Linked DNA regions of Homo sapiens: region 2 is linked to region 1. A link is an interaction called in ENCODE POLR2A ChIA-PET data of the cell type or tissue named here. Cell type or tissue: MCF 10A. All regions are shown on one strand.

Region 1 (2,500 bases):
CAATTTACTCTTTTTTTTTTTCTTTTTTTCTTTTTTTTCTTTTTTTTTTTTTGAGACAGACTCTTGCTCTTTCGCCAGGCTGGCGTGCAGGAGTGCAGTGGCGTGATCTCAGTTCACTGCAACCTCCACCACCTGGGGTCAAGTGATTCTCCTGCCTCAGCCTCCCAAGTAGCTGGGACTACAGGCACCCGCCAGCACACACAGCTAATTTTTGTATTTTTAGTAGAGATGGGGTTTCACCATGTTGGTCAGGATGGTCTCTATCTCTTGACCCCGTGATCCACCCGCCTAGGCTTCTCAAAGTGCTGGGATTACAGGCATGGGCCACCGCACCTGGCCACAATTTACTCTTTTTTTTTTTCTTTTTTTCTTTTTCTTTTTTTTTTTTTTTGAGACAGACTCTTGCTCTTTCGCCAGGCTGGCGTGCAGGAGTGCAGTGGCGCGATCTCAGTTCACTGCAACCTCCACCACCTGGGGTCAAGTGATTCTCCTGCCTCAGCCTCCCAAGTAGCTGGGACTACAGGCACCCGCCAGCACACACAGCTAATTTTTGTATTTTTAGTAGAGATGGGGTTTCACCATGTTGGTCAGGATGGTCTCTATCTCTTGACCCCGTGATCCACCCGCCTAGGCTTCTCAAAGTGCTGGGATTACAGGCAAGAGCCACCGCACCCAGCCCACAATTTACTGTTAAGTGCACTCTACCTCGTGGGTCTTCAGAGGCCCTGGATTGGTGTCTCATCTCTCAAGGTTTCACCCCACGCGGGAGTGGGTAGGAGCTGGAAAGAGCCCCCCTGCCGGACCCCTGACACTCGCAGTGTACTCAGAGCTTTACCTCCCAGCCCAGACCTGCAAATTATTAAGCCGGAAGAGAATTTCAAACCTAGCCTGATCCCTTCACACTGAGTCCCAGGTGCCACAGCAGCACAGACCCAAATGCCTTAGCTTCCTTCTCTGCTGCCGGTGTCTGACATCACATCAATTTGCGTCCAGCAACCACTGAAGCCAGCAATGTGAGAAGCCCAGAGAGTACTTAAAACTCTCTCCAGCTCCTCTCCCTCCCTCCATCCGAACCTGGCCCACTGCCGGGTGGCTGAGCCAGAAAGGGATGGGAGTGGAGAAGGGGTCTTCAGGCTGAGCTGGGCGGGGGCGACTGTTGCATTGTCTGCTCTGCGAAGCAGAAAAGGAGAGGAGGGAGAGGCACAAATGGGGCGGGGCTGGCTTCGGGCCTTTATTTTCTAGGCTCACCACTGCCCTCTCCCTGTGAGAAGCAGTCGGAAGGGATTGTCCTTCCTGTACTGCAGGAGGAGAAGCTGAGAAACTCAGCTGTGAGACGTGATCAGACTAGTCCAGGACGACACCCAGACATACAGGCCAAAGCTGGGGTCCCTGAGAAGGCCTCTTGCCTCCTAGAGCTTCACTGCTCGCCTCCACTAGAACACTTCGAGGAAGCTTTGAGGGAACAAGAAGCAGACTGAATTCTGGCTTTCTGTAAGGACAGTGAGACTCTATGGCTGGACACAGTGTCTCACTCCTGTAATCCCAGCACTTTGGGCATTTTGCTTGAGCCCAAGAGTTCCAGACCAGCAGAGCAACATGATGAAACCCTGTTTCTACAATAATACAAAAATTAGCCGGGCATGTTGGCACATGCCTGTAGTCCTAGCTACTCAGGAGACTGAGGTGGGAGGTTCACTTGGGCCATGATCACACCATTGCACTCCAGCCTGGGCCACACAGCAAGACCCTGTCTCAAATATATATATAAATATATATATATATACACACACACACTCATACACACACACACACACACACACACATTTGCAAGGCCAAATTTTCAGAGAAAACTAGGACCCCATGATACAAATTAACCCCCAAGTTGCCTTTGCCCACCCAGGAACTTTTCCTTGACAGCCCTATAAAGCGAAGAGGACAGAAATCAAATCTTGAGGCCCCCAACTTGCTGCCCCATCATACTGAGAGGAAACCCAGAATTGCAACTGAGCCAGGGTGCAAATTCCCAGGGTTCAAATTCCCAGGGTTCAAATTCCCAGGGTTCAAGTTCCCAGGGTTCAAATTCCCAGGGTTGACCATGGAACCTTAAGCCTTTCACTTGGCTTAAGGGGTCCTGGATGGGCAGTTCCCCAATGCAGATGGTTCTGCCTGTCTGACAGAACCCAGAGCAAACCCTCTCAGGAGAGACTCCTTCCTCCTACAGGTACTTTTTAAAGCATGAGGGCAAGCACATCATCAGAGATAACCGGGCGCACCAGGAAACAACATTGCAAGAGAAACAATGAGCAATAGCGACAGATCGTGAGGTCTTCAGGCGCTGGAATTGTTAGCCAGACATAAAATAACCGTACTTAACCAGATCTAATGAAATAATAAGTCGTGGTGGGACAGCTGGGTGCAGTGGCTCATGCCTGTAATCCCAGCACTTTGGGAGGGATCAAGCAGACAGATTGCTTGAGCCCAGGGGTTCTAGGCCAGCCTG
Region 2 (2,500 bases), 210 kb before region 1:
TTCACTTAATATAATAACCTCCAGTTCCATCCGTGTTGCTGTGAATGACAGGATTTCATTCTTTTTTATGGCTGAATTGTATTCCATTGTGTGTATGTACTACATTTTCTTTTTCCATTCATCCATTAATGGACACTTAGGTTGATTCTGTAGCTTGGCTATTGTGAATAGTGCTGCAATACACATGGATGACGTGAGTATACTTTAAGTATGGTGTAAATATGTAAAAGCAGCTTCTGTTAATGAGTTTCAGGGCATGGTACTGAGAAGCTTTGTTTTTTTAAATCATATATCTTTAATAAAAACTTTAATTTTTGACACTGGGCTCCCACTCCCCACTCCCTCAAAACCTTATCTTTAGTGGGCATGTCATTTCAGGTAACTAGATGATGATTTAATTAGGCAGATAAAAAATACTGTTGTGGGATCTGCCGAAGCAATCTTGAGGTTAAACTGTCAGGAAAGACGATCAGAATCTGTACCTTCATTGTAATGGAGACTGGAAAAGAAAGGATCCATCATTTCTTGCTTCTATAACTGGAGTTGGGAATTCCCCAAATATAGAAAAAGGTGCAGATGCTGGGTGGCCAAAACAACTGACAATGTTACTCCAGATTGCCACTTAGATTCTGGAAGTCAGGTTGATTGGGATGGTATTTGAAGATATCCTTTTTAAAAAAATCTTTCCTAGGCAAGGCGACTTAGTCCAGGGTAATAATGTGAATGCAGCAGAAGGGAAAATATGAGAATATTTTAGAGAAATAATCAATGGGAAATGTTGATTGCTTAATTATAAGGTATGTGAGAGAGGGCGTAATTAAAGATTTTGAACTTGACAGGAGTAGGGACGAGGAGAAGGGTGATTAGCCCAAGATGAATTACAGCAACTCCAATGCTGGCCACATTTTTGCCAGCCATTTGTTATCTGGACACTTCCAATGACAGGAAACCGGTTACATAATATGCTGCCCAAATAATCGTGTGATAGTTCTGACTGCAAGAAATTGGTCCTGGTGTTAACCTCCTTAGAATATACAGAACACCTCTAATTCTTTTTCAATTTGAGAGCCCTGCAAATATCCAATCTAAATGTTGCCAGCTTACTCAGTCATTCCTTAGGATAGAACAGAGTTCTGAGTTCCCTCACTGTCCTGTATATTTCCTCTGAACTGGTACCAGAACTAAATAAACTCCTCCAGGACCATCATTGCTCATCTGGACATCGTGCTTCTGAGAAAGCAGCTGGAGATTCCATTAGCTTTGTTCTGGCAGCCACGCCACACCGTTGACTCACACTGAGCTTCCTGTCAAACGGACTTAGATTTCCTCTGTGTTTCAGCTAAGCTATCTTTTCTCCAGTCTGTTCTTGTGCTATTGCTGTTTTGCTTAAGCCCAGGAACAGGACCTACATTATTACTGTTGAATTTCATCTTTTATTTATTTATTTTTGTAATTGATTCTTTTTTATTTTTTTGAAACAGGATCTCACTCTGTTGCCCAGGCTGGAGTGCAGTGGTGCAATCTCAGCTCATTGCAACCTCCACCTCCCAGGTTCAAGCAGTTCTCCTGCCTCAGCCTCCTGAAAAGCTGGGATTACTGGCGCCTGCCACCATGCCCGGCTAATTTTTGTATTTTTAGTAGAGACGGGGCTTCACCATGTTGCCCAGGCTCGAACTCCTGACCTCAGGTCATCCTCCTGCCTCGGCCTCCCAAAGTGCTGGGATTACACTGCGCCTGGCCTGTAATTGATTTTTTACGCCACATCTTTCTGGACACTGACTATGTCATACAAACACTGTGAGCAAGAGCATGGGAGAAAAGACCCAGTTTGGGGGCAAGCCAGTGAGACTGGTACGTTCAGGCTGGCACATACCGAGTTTGAAGTAACCGTGGGTAAATTTGTCTAGAGCTGAGGGGAGGGACCTGGGCTCCAGATGGAGTTTTGGTGGTTACTGGGGTATAGGAAGTAGTTAAAGTTATCGGGGTGGATGAGATTATCCAAGGAGGGTGTGATGAGTAAGAAGGAAAAGGACCTAGGGCAGAATTTTGGGAGATACCGCAGTTAGAGAGTAAGAGGAAAAGTGTCAGCAAAACTGAGAAGAGATAAGAGGAGAGACCATTAGAGGCGATGGATAACCCTAAATACCTTGCAGTGGTAATGCCAGTCACCCGCCTTTCCTCCCAGGGCTCTGACTGATAGGGCACAGAGAAGGAATGGACAAGGGGCACAAGATAAGGAAGATGGATGCAAAACAGCTGTTTCATCACTGAAAAAGCTGAATTGGAGACAGCTACTTGGGCCTGAAGTCTAAGTGGGGCTTCCGAGTCTTTCTGGTGAAGTGGATTCCCAATATTAATGGTTTAGGAAGAAATGGGTAGCAACGACAGCAAGAAGTGTGGCAGTGGAAGAGAAAGGAGATGAGATGGTAGTTAAAAGTGAAAGACACAAATGGGAGGAAAGTATTTATTCATTTGCAGTGTCAACCAGAAAACCAGTGAC

Evidence for each region. ChIA-PET counts read pairs that join two places held together with the same protein. Peaks named below come from ENCODE experiments on the same cell type or tissue, not always from the same donor. Only the 100,000 strongest peaks of a DNase experiment are listed, where the experiment ranks them.
Region 2: POLR2A ChIA-PET joins it to region 1 with 5 read pairs; 1 of 35 experiments calls an interaction of 5 or more read pairs at or near these places.

Annotation. Positions count from the first base shown.
Region 1 is chrX:154,526,062-154,528,561 of GRCh38, reverse strand. No RefSeq gene overlaps it. Among named protein-coding and RNA genes, the nearest start is that of FAM3A, 11 kb to the right of the region's middle. RefSeq lists an enhancer at 1,569-1,718. In MCF 10A, a CTCF peak has its summit at 1,232; DNase peaks (open chromatin) are centred at 1,261 and 1,581.
Region 2 is chrX:154,736,964-154,739,463 of GRCh38, reverse strand. The region is part of intron 1 of GAB3 (GRB2 associated binding protein 3); the gene reads left to right. Among named protein-coding and RNA genes, the nearest start is that of GAB3, 13 kb to the left of the region's middle. In MCF 10A, no CTCF peak of the experiment used is centred here; a DNase peak (open chromatin) is centred at 1,273.